Linked DNA regions of Homo sapiens: region 2 is linked to region 1. The links are chromatin contacts, found by Hi-C or POLR2A ChIA-PET in ENCODE. All regions are on one chromosome and are shown on one strand. The core of a region is the stretch at or near the end of the contact, and the rest is flanking DNA. Distances in the headings are between cores, read along the strand shown.

Region 1 (6,187 bases), core at 1,689-4,188:
TTTTCGGTTGGCTTTCTTTCACTCTGCATAATGTTTCAAAGTTCATCTACATTGCAGCATGCATCAGTACTTCATTCCAATTTATGGCTGAAAAATATTCCACTGTATATAGATGCACATCTTGCTCATCCATTCATTCATTGATAGACATTTGGGTTGTTTCCATCTTTTGGCTATTGTGAATAGTGTTGCCATGAACATGAGTGTACAAGTATTTGTCTGATACTTGTTTTCAATTACTGGACATATAAACAGGAGTGGAATTGCTGGGTCATATGGTAATTCTATACGGAACTTTTTGAGGAACTACTACACTGTTTCCCACAGTGGCTTCAACATTTTACATTCCCACCAGCAAAGTACAAGGTTCTAATTTCTCCACATTCTCATCAATGCTTGTAATTTTGTTTTTGTTTTGTTTTTAAAGTATAGACATCTTAGTAGGTGTGAAATGGTATATCATTGTGGCTTTGATTTGCATTTCCTTAATGACCAATGACCCAGGAAATCTTTTCATATGTTTCTTGGCCATTTGCATATCTTTACAAAATGTCTATTCAAGTCCCTTGCCCATATTTTAATTGGGTTATCTTTTCTGTTGTTCAGTTGTTAAGAGTTTTTCGTTTTGTTTTGTTTGTTTTTTAACAGATTTGCAGATATCTCCTCCCATTCTGCAGGTTGCCTTTCCACTTACTTGATAGCATCCTTTGCTGCAAAATTTTAACATTTGATGCCATCCAATTTGTCTATTTTTTCTTTCGTTGCTTGTGCTTTTGGTGTGTTTCTAAGAATCCATTACCAAATCCAAGGTCATGAAGATTTACCCTTATGTTTTCTTCTAAGAGTTTATAGTCTTAACTCTTATAATTAGTTATTTGGTCCATTTTGAGTTAATTTTAATATGTGTGGGGTCCAACTTCATTCTTTTGCATGTAGATAACCAGTTGTACCTGCACCATTTGTTAAAGAGATTGTCCTTTCCCCAGTGAATCATCTTGGCACTGTTCTCAAAGGTCACAGATGTACAGGTTTATTTCTGGACTCTCAGTTTTATTCCACTGATCTATATGTCTATTCTTATGCTTATACCTATTTTGATTATTGTAGCTTTGTAGTATCTTTTGAAATTGGGAAGCATGAATACTCCAACTTTGTTTTTCTTTTTCAAGATTGTTTTGACTATTCAGGGTCCCTTGCAATTCTATATGAATTTTAGGATCAGCTTTCCTATTTCTGCAAAAATAGGTACTGGAATTTTGGTCAAGATTGCACTGAATCTTTACATCACTTTGAGTAGTATTGCCATCTTTAAGTATTCTAATCCATGGATGTCTTTCCATTCTATGATGTAATTTTAAGGTTATTTTAAAATGTCCTTGATAAGGTGATACACTAACTTCTTTAGCTGTCTGTATCGCTATGGTAATTTACTAATATCCTGGAGTATGTCACAAATATGAAGTTTATACTTGCCATTGGTAATCCAAAATTCATACTCCAGAGAATGAAGGTAAATTATGTAACGTCTGTTTTGTTTGCTTTGGGCTATGGAAAAGGTCAGAACTTAAGGATTTTCATTTTCCTGATTTATAATTAAGTTTCATTATCTTCAGTTCCCAGTAGAGGAACAGAGATGCACGAAGCTTATTTGTTCACTGATAAGAGTTAAGTTGTTTAACAGACTTCGCAGAACAGTATCAGGAACTCTTTTTCATGTAGTTCAAATCCCCCCAAATTGATTATGTCACATTAGCTACTTCGCCAAAGATTTTGCTCACAGAAGCTTGAGAGTCAGAGCTTAAAGTATCAACTGTAGTTGGACAGGGTGTCGGTTGGAGAGGAAGGGTTTTACAAGTCTTTAAAAATTTTTGGCTAAAGTCTGTGAGAGAACAATCACTTGATATTATAAAGGTAACTTGAGCTGGATACAATCTGTTTTTTGCTCACACATCAAAATTAGAACTGAAGATAACACAATAACCCAGGAAAAATCACTGTGGAGTTTTCTAAGACTCGCAATTGCAAGGAAAGTATATATTCCCCTAAAATAAATACTGGTTCATTTGAAACCAGTAGATTATGAGTCTGAGTGAGGGGCAGTGATTGCCTCAGTAGTGATGTTTGGTGTCAACTTTTCAAAGTTTCAGTTTGCACCTCCTGTCAATGTATAAGCTACATGAAACTCATAGTCCAAGGTGATCCAGCAACATCAGAAAGGATCTTAAGAATCAAACTGGGCCAGGTGCGGTGGCTTAATGCCTGTAATCCCAGCACTTTGGGAGGCCAAGGCAGGTGGATCAACTGGGGTCAGAAGTTTGAGACCAGCCTGGCTAGCATGGTGAAACCCTGTCTCTACTAAAAATACAAAAATTAGCTGGGCGTGGAGGCGGGCACCTGTTAATTCCAGCTACTTGGGAGGCTGAGGCAGGAGAATCACTTGAACCCAGGAGGCGGAGGTTGCAGTGAGCTCAGATTGTGCCATTGCACTCCAGCCTGGGTGACAAGAGTGAAACTCCGTCTCAAAAAAAAAGAAAAGAAATAATCAAACTGTTTATAAATACCTTCAGTCAGAAAATACCATCTGTTGAAATAAACCAGCACCAAATCGCAGGAAAAAGAAATCCAATTCCATATATTTTGCGATCTATAATGAAACTAAAAGCAATAAAAATATCATCTGGCAGGTGCTCAGGGTCAGTGCTTTGGCAGAGCATGTTAGCTAACGTAAAATTTGAATTTCTGAGTCAATGTTTATTTTTTGTTTTCACCAGGAAGTTTAAGTTGAAGAGGGCAAGGGAAAAAAAAATAGGCCCAGGCAAGAAATGGGGCCCAGAAGGTAACCAGGTAAAAACCTGATGCAGTGACGCAAAAGATAGACAACAGTCCAGTGATGACGAGAACTGGGTTAGGATAGACATAGGGTGGACTCCTGCTGGCTGAGTCTGATGCCAAGCAATCAGCACAGTGAGCAAGGCTGGTCAGCATAACATCCGTAGGAGACTCACTCTCATGGCATGAGTTTTGCCACAAATTCTTCCAGAACTGGAAAGCCCTTCTAACATGGCAGATGGAGAGGACTTCCTATTCTTTGGTCTTACCACTGCCTGATGAGGGTCCTATCTTTAGGGCTCACACAATTTCCCATCTTCTAAAAGTGTCTTCAACACGCTAACTGAATGACTGTACTTCTCCCTCTCCATTTCTTCAGCTCTAGTTGCACTCAGTTAACCTGAACTCTGTGTGAAGATTCAGAGGACAGAAGAAATACAAAAAATAAAAATAAATTTATAAAAACACTAAACAAACAAAGATTCAGAGGATGGGTTGGATACAGAGGCAGTGTCCGAAGAAACAGGATAAAGGCCACATTCTCTTTGGTTGGTGGTGGCATAGAGGAAAATGAACTCTACAAGGAATGAGATAGGAGAGGAGATGCTGTGCCCTGTCTGTCACAGAAAGAGGCATCCTGGGCCCCTCAAACCCAGAGCTGAGAATTCCTGTTCTTAGGGAGTATGCTCAATACCTGAATGTATGATAGCCACTTGAGTCTGTGGGATTTTTTTTGTTTTCCAGTTATCAAGTATGTCCCCCAACCCCACCCTTAAAAGTCTGTTTTTCTTTTTCTTTTTTTTAAATGTAGCTCATGTTGGAAAAGCAGTCAGGGAAGTACTTTAAGAGTATATCCTAGTACTCCTTAGCCTGAAGCCTCTGTAAAAGGGAGCCCAGATAAGGCACTTTGGGAAATTTGCTGCAAGGCTGCTGGGGAGAGGAAGCGCCCTGCCTCACTCTCAGTATAGTCAAGGCTCAGCGTTTTGAATAACCTCTCGGTCTCAAAACAACTGCTGTGATTTGATCCAATGTGGTAGTAGCTCTCTGGGTCTCTAATTGGGTTCCCCGAGCTCTCTCAATGCTTAGCTCTTTTTTTCTTTCTGTAAAGGGAGTTTTCAGTTAATTTGCAGGCCTGCCGTTCTGTGCCCAAGAGCTGAACTCTTGAGGCGTCCGCCTGGGACTTGGCGGGCTCACTTTAGTTTTGTTTTCTGTTCTCTTTGTGGTGGTCTTAGTTATAAGCGCCTGGAAACATGCCCTTAACTGCAGGGCAAGTGCTTGCTTCACAAGCCCTGCTAGACAGGAAAAAGGAGGAAGAAAGCACACTGGGGTTTATGACATAGCTACAAACTATCCTCAATTTTTAAATAGCCAAAACCTGGACACATCCTACATACCTGTCAGCATAAGAATAGATTTTAAAAATTGTGATATTCACACAATAGAATACTACTCAGCAAGAAAAAGGAGTATGTTTCTAACACACATCATGGATAAATCTCAAAAGCATGGTGAGCAAGATAAGTTAGATATAAAATAAAATGTGGAGTTCTAGAAAAGACAAAATTTCTGGTGGTAAAAATCACAATAGAAATTACCTTTGAATGGTGAAGACAGACAAGACAGCATGAGGAAGGAACTTTTCTAGAGTGGCAAAAATGTTCTGTATACTGATTGGGAGTGGTGTTTACATGAGTATAAACATTTGACAAAAAGTTTACCAGGCAAGGTGGGGTGTACTTGTAGTCCCAGTTGCTTGGGAGGCTGAAGCAGGACGACTGCTAGAGCCCAGGAGTTCAAGGTCAGCCTGGACAACATAGCAAGACCCTATCTCTTACAAAAGAAACAAACTTATTCAACTATATACTTTTTTAAAATGACACAAACATTTTTGTAACATTTTTTAATGGCACGAAGTCAGTTTTCCATCATGTTGCATCTACGTGGCTAATATTTTGAGAAAAAGGTATATTTTTAAAGTATTTGATACACTCAAATATACCTCTTTAAACAAACATAAATCTCTTCAAAGTAGTATATAAATTTATATTGAGTTCAATTAATTCTTAAGACTGAATTACACAGAGAATTCTCTCAAATTTCTCTTGCCCTACCCTCCATGTTAATTTTTTTTTTCTTTTTTTTTGAGACAGAGTCTCGCTCTGTCGCCCAGGTTGGAGTGCAGTGGTGTGATCTCCGCTCACTGCAAGCTCCGCCTCCCGGGTTCATGCCATTCTCCTGCCTCAGCCTCCTGAGTAGCTGGGACTACAGGCGCCCGCTACCATGCCTGGCTAATTTTTTGTATTTTTAGTAGAGACGGGGTTTCACCATGTTAGCCAGGATGGTCTCGATCTCCTGACCTCGTGATCTGCCCGCCTCGGCCTCCCAAAGTGCTGAGATTACAGGCGTGAGCCACCACGCCCGGCCCCCTCCATGTCAAATATTTTAAGCATGTTTTAAATGCAGAAAGTATAGTGTAGGGGATGGAAAGATTAATTTAAGTGTGGAAAAAAAACTCCCCTGATTACAAGAGCAATACACTTTCAATAAAAGCAAACTGTAAAATACAAAGAAGTAGAGAAGATTATAGCTAGGGGAGGCTGGGTGTGGTGGCTCACGCCTGGGATTGTACACTTTGGGAGGTCGAGGTGGGCAGATCACTTGAGGCCAGGAATTCGAGACTAGCCTGGCCAACATGGTGAAACTACATCTCTACTAAAAATACAAAAATTAGCTGGGTGTTGGGGGTAACACTTGTAGTCCCAGCTACTCGGGAAGCTGGGGCAGGAGAACTGCTTGAACTAGGGAGGCAGAGGTTGCAGTGAGCAGAGATTGTGCCACTGTAACTCCAGCCTGGGTGACAGAGAGAGACCCTGTCTTGAAGGAAAAAAAAAAAGATTATAGTTGGGGGAAAGCTCATGTAAGCCAAAACTATCCACTACCAAAAGATAAGCACTGTCAACATTCTGATGCACATGCACAATTTTAACCATACTGGGATCATACTGCACATATTGGTATTTTTTCTCACTTAAATATAGGTCTGATAAACATCTCTCATGTTATTGAGCATTCTTTGCATCTTTTATTACTACTGAGGTTAAATCTTTTCATGTGATTAGCGGCCATTCATATTTCTTTGTGGAACAGCTTGGCAATTTAGAAAATAATGCCAATATTTTCCTGAATATACTTATTGTAGATATATGGAAAATACAGAAGAGTATAAGACTATAGAGGAAAAAATTCACATAATTCAAATCATAGAAACAATCACTGCTGCTAATTTTTACTTTTCTCTGCACAGTTTTTTTTTGTTTTTGTTTTGAGACGGAGTCTCCCTCTGTCACCCAGGCTGGAG
Region 2 (5,745 bases), core at 2,580-5,079, 43 kb before region 1:
TCTCTTTTATAAGGCCACTAGTTCCATTCATGAGAGCTCTATCCCAGTGACCTAATTACCCTCCAAATGCCTCACCTCCTAAGACAATCACATTAGGGATTAAAATTTCAACACGTGAATTTTAGGAGATACATTCAGTCCACTGCACCATACATCCAGATTTCCAAGCATACTTATTTTTTTCCTAGTTTCCTTTATTCACATCTCTCTTTTCTCTTTTCCCACATGAAATGTTAATGGTCTCGGAAGCACTTAACATCTTTTCTTGGTAGAGGGACTTTTAGAAATTGTGGTAAAATACACATAACATAAAATTTACCATCTTAATCATTTTTAGGTGGAGAGTTCAGTAGCATTAAGTATTAACACAGTCACATTGTTGTACAACCATCATCACCATCTGCCTCCAGAACTCTTTGCCTTATAAAACTGAAACCTTACACCCATTAAACAATAACTCCCATTTCCTGCCCACCCCTGACTCCTGACAACTACCATTCTGCTTTCTGTCTCTGTAGATTTGGCTACTCTAGGTATTTTACATAAGTGGACTCATATAGTATTTGCCTTTTTATAACTGATCAATTTAACTTAGCATAATATCCTCAAGTTTCATCCATATTATATGTCAGGATTTACTTCCTTTTAAAGGCTGAATAATATCCCCCTGTATGTATATACAACATTTTATCCATCTATCAATGAACACTTGGGTTGCTTCTACCTTTTGCCTATTATGAATAATGTTGCTATGAACATGGACATACAATCTCTTTGAGTCCCTACTATCAACTCTTCTGGGTAACTACCCAGAAGTGGAATTGCTTAATCACATGGTGATTCTATTTTTAATTTCTTGAGGAATTGCCATACTGTTTTCCATAACAGCTGCACCATTTTACATTCCCACCAACAGTGCACTGAGTTCCCAAGAGTTCTCCACATTCATGGCAATATCTGTTATTTTCTTTTTTTTTCTTCAGAGTTGCCATCCTAATGGGTGTGAGGCTGTATCTCACTGTGGTTTTGATTTGTATTGCCTAATTATATTAACGTTGAGTATTTTTAATGTGCTTATTCATTTGTGTATCTTCTTTGAATAAATGTCTATTCAAGTCCTTTGACCATTTTAATCAGGTTGTCTGGGGTTTTTTGCTGTTTTTGTTGGGTTGTAGAAATTCTCTATATGTTCTAGATATTACCCCTTTATTAGATATATGGTTTGCAAGTGTCATGAAGCTTTTCTCCTCTGTCTTCTTCTAAGCATTTTATAGTTTTAGATCTTTTGTTTAGGTCTTCGATTCATTTTGAGTTAACTTTTATATATATGGTGTAAGGTAAGGATCCAACTCTATTATTTTCCATTAGATAGCCAGTTTTCTCAGCACCATTTGTTGAAAAGACTGTCCTATTCCCATTGAAAGGTCTTGGCATCCTTGTAAAAAATCATTTGACCTTATGTGTGAGGATTTGTTTCTGGTCTCTCCATTCTACTCCATTGGTCTATATGCCTTCATTAACAATTTTTAATATTAAATAGATGTTGAAATAATATTTTGCATATATTGGGTTAAATATATTCTTAGATTTTTTTTTTTTACTGTTTCAATGTGGCCCATAGGACACTTATCACGTATTGGCTCTCATTGTATTTCTGTTGGACAGCACTGCCTAGATGCTTCAGACTGGAGCCACCGGGCAGTGTGGAGAGCAACAGCTAACGTCATGGGATTAGATGATCATCTGAAAGCTCCTCTCCTCTTGTGTTTATCATTATAGTACTTAGGGAGCAGGATATCACTGTGGCTGAGAATTGAGGCTTCTGAGTCAGGCAAGTCCAGGTTTCAAGACCTGCCCTGTCCAACACAGCAGCCACTAGCCATAGGTACTCATGTATGTACTGAGTATCTGAAATGTGGCTAATGTGAATTGAGATGTACTGTAAATGTAAAATACAGACCAGATTTCAAAGACTCAGTACCAAAAAAAGTAAAATATCTAGTTAATAACTTTTATATCAATTACATGTTAAAATATTAGTATTTCTGATAAATTGGGTTAAATAAAATGTATTATTAAAATTAATTTGACTTGTGTTTCTTAGTAGGCTATTTTTTAGATCAAGTTCACAGCAAAACTGACCAGAAGGTATAGATATTTCCCATATACCCACTGCCCCACACATGCATAGCCTACTCCATTATCAACATTCCCCACCAGAATGGTACATTTGTTACAACTGATCAATCTACACTGACACATCATTATCACCCAAAGTCCACAGTTTACATTAGAGTTCACTCTTGGTGTACATTCTATGGGTTTGGACAAATTTATAATGATATGTATCTACAATATTATAATATCATACAAAATAGTTCTACTGCTCTAAAAATCTTCTGTGCTCTGCCTGTTCATCCCTCCCTCCTCCCTAACTCCTGGCAACCACTGATCATTTACTGTCTCTATAGTTTTGCCTTTTTCAGAATGTCATATAGTTGGAATCATACAGGTATGTAGCCTTTTTGGATTGGCTTCTTTCACTTAGTAATATGCATTTAATCTCCCCCCATTGCTTTTTATTTTTTGACTTGTTAATTTTGATTTTTTAAAAATGTGGCTCCTAGAACATTTTAAATGACATATGCAGCTCACCTTATGTTTCTGCTGAACATTTCTCAGCTTGGCATGGGCAGTTTTTCTCAGCATGGCATCTTCCTGTCTTTCCAGTCACTCAAGTCCAAGCCTGGTTGTACTTGGTTTGCTGCAACCTAAACACACCAGCCTCCTTGCCTTCACACATACTAGAGTTCCTTCATTAGAGTTTTCTTTAACCCCCTCCCTCACCTGAAGACTAATTCATGCTCAGACCCAATTCAAATACGACATCTTTAGTGAAGCCTTTCTAAACTTCCACTGTACCTAAATCATTTTTTATAGCACATTCTACCTTATAATTTTTTTGTATGTGGCTGACTTTCTCTCCAGATTGTGAAATCTTTGAATTAGGCCCCATGTTTTGTTCATCTTTGGGTCCTCAATCCTTAGTACAGAGCCTGACACATGGTAGGCAATCAGAGATGTTAAGTTAATAAATGAATAAAATGCAGGAAAATTAACATATCCTCTAATAAGAGATAACATATTCACTTAGAATCAAATAGCTTAGAAAAGAACCTCAAATGCCATAAACAAGGGTGTAAAATTCTATCAGCCAACAGCTAAAATTATTCACAAGCTAAAATTTGTATTCAGTCAAAGCAACACATTAATCAATAATATTTATAAAGTATATCACAGTGAAAAGATGGTAAAGCACCTCCTAATGGTTAATGATAGTGATTGGCCTGGAGATGTGGAAACTAGCTATGGAAACTAGATGGTTAAAACAACCACATTCCGTACCATTAGACGCTGACAGCCCAGACCCCACCAAAATAGAGGCAGTGAAACAGCCTTTGAAGTTGTTTTCAAAGGAAGCCACCAAGATGATTAAAGGGTTGGAAAATGAGATTTATGGGTAATGGCCACAGAAACGAAGACAATTTTGCCTAGGCAAGAGAAAAGGCCGAAGGGTGACTTAATAACCATCTTCAATCATTGTTATTACACAGAGAATGATGACCAGATGGTCTCCATTTTCACCAGAGAAAGAATATTGAAAATGGACTTACGCTGCAGCATAAAAAAAAAAAAAAGGTCTAGTTTTAAACAAAGAACTCAATGGTTAAGAACTAGTATACAGCAAAGCAGACCTGGGGAGTGTGTGGTGTAGCCATGTCTGAACTCATCTGTTATGCTGGGAAAGCAGCAAGTGGGTAGGGTGTGTTCAGGTCTTCAACAGTCCTTTGTTGAGGGCAAATTCTCAACTGGCTAGTCCTCAAATGAATCACGTAGCATACAACCACAGGAGTGGAAAAGAAAGAGATATGAAAATTGAAACACAGCACCCTCTGGTGTACATAGCTGTCTTCTAATCTAGGAAAATTCTTCTTTTTTTTTTGAGACGGAGTCTCGCTGTCGCCCAGGCTGGAGTGCAGTGGCGCAATCTCGGCTCATTGCAAGCTCCGCCTCCCGGGTTCACGCCATTCTCCTGCCTCAGCCTCCCGCGGGGGACTACAGGCGCCCACCACCTCGCCCGGCTAATTTTTTGTATTTTTAGTAGAGACGGGGTTTCACCGTGTTAGCCAGGATAGTCTCGATCTCCTGACCTCGTGATCCCCCCGCCTCGGCCTCCCAAAGTGCTGGGATTACAGGCATGAGCCACCACGCCCGGCTGGAAAATTCTTGATATGTATCAGTATTTTTCAAAATGTAAGCTCCAAACCATGACAGAGTCAGGAGAAACTTACACAAGGCTGGTCTTAGGGTTCGTTTAATCGCTACATCCATCTTTATCAAGCACCTGCGATGCATTTCTCCCTGTTACCAGGAGGTACCAGGAAGCCTGTTACACAAGCAACCTCAACTTCTGCCTATAGCAAACTTGGATTCTTCCCAATCACCTTTTGAATGCTGAATTCAGACTCTGATACAACTAGCTGGCACATGACCATGCAATGCTGAGACATGATAACATCTGCCAGATAATGTGAATTTTGCCCTGTGTTCAGGAGTACATTACATATAAAAGTTAAGCAACACCTAAATGGGGGTGTTCCCTTAGACATTCTCCCTGCTATGTTGTGGTGTATACACCCTTCTTTACTGATCTCTGTCTGCCAAATCCCAGCCGGCCACTTTTTACATCCTCCTAGGCTTTATGCTGCAAAACCTTCCTAATATCCTTTTAAGTACAAAAGACATTCAATGAGCTCAAAAAGTTTGAGACCCAATCAAGAATCTTTTGCAGCCCTCTCAGTATCTTTAGCCATCTTGTTGCCAGATGGGAACTTCATTCACATGACACACATACTTCCTTCATGTGACTCACCATTGCTAAGCAACTGGTATGTCCTAGGTGAATAAAACATATGCCCTGTGTCTGAGATTCACAGTGCAGTAGGGGAACATGGATAGATACGGGTGTAAATAGATCAGCTGAAGCATGAGTTGAAGCTCAAGGCTCTACATGCCAAGAACAGAGGAAAAAGGCAATGGAGAGACCGGACAAGAACTATCAGGACATCAGAACAGAACTTACATCCTGTGAGAGCAGGACTTATGCTAAAAACAAGTCTTAAAGGATGAAAAGAAGTTGTCCAGGCAGACAAGACAGGAATATGTATCATCCTAGGCATAAAGTCCCAAGACATGTCACCTTTTGAAGAATGGAGCCATGTGGCACACTGTCCTCCAGTCCCAAAGGTCTCCTTGAAGAGACATGAAAATCCCACCTGAAGAACTCACCCTTGCAGATTGTACATAGCACAGACCTAAATGGCAACAAACAAGCAAACAAAAAACGCAGTACAGACTAGGCACTGATCTGATGGAAGCGAGACAGGCTGGAGTAGCAAAGGGTCTGACTAAGAAGCTTAGGAGGAATTCCTCTGATACCCTTCTTGGTGCCCCCTCCCCAGCAACATCTAACAGCCTCACTCGGGCCCAACTTCCCTGTTGCACTGGTGGCACTGCATTGCAATTGTGGGTACAAGATTCCTCCCCCACAAAACTGTGGGCTGAGGCAAGAGTTCTACCTTTTTATTACTACGCCTCTGACACTCAGCACATATGAAGCACAAGCAAAATTTGATGACTAAGCTAAGTAATTAGTTCATATGTGTGATTAGGGTTTGAAAGGGC

Evidence for each region. Hi-C counts contacts between places; a loop is a spot of excess contacts on that map. ChIA-PET counts read pairs that join two places held with the same protein, here RNA polymerase II (POLR2A). Pooled maps may share reads with other maps.
Region 2: a pooled map shows a loop between it and region 1 (5-fold over the local background). The contact joins two enhancer-like sites. A Hi-C loop is called at or near these places in 2 of 50 pooled maps. POLR2A ChIA-PET finds 5 or more read pairs at or near these places in 9 of 52 experiments (A673, BJ, CD4-positive, alpha-beta T cell and 6 more).

The regions. Positions count from the first base shown.
Region 1 is chr20:41,272,638-41,278,824 of GRCh38, forward strand. All of the region lies in intron 1 of ZHX3 (zinc fingers and homeoboxes 3), which reads right to left. Among named protein-coding and RNA genes, the nearest start is that of ZHX3, 42 kb to the right of the region's middle. Within about 2 kb of position 2,939, at least 4 of the 41 ENCODE cell types and tissues checked have a DNase peak (open chromatin) inside an H3K27ac peak, as active enhancers do.
Region 2 is chr20:41,228,607-41,234,351 of GRCh38, forward strand. The region is part of intron 2 of ZHX3 (zinc fingers and homeoboxes 3); the gene reads right to left. Among named protein-coding and RNA genes, the nearest start is that of MIR6871, 62 kb to the left of the region's middle. Within about 2 kb of position 3,830, at least 14 of the 41 ENCODE cell types and tissues checked have a DNase peak (open chromatin) inside an H3K27ac peak, as active enhancers do.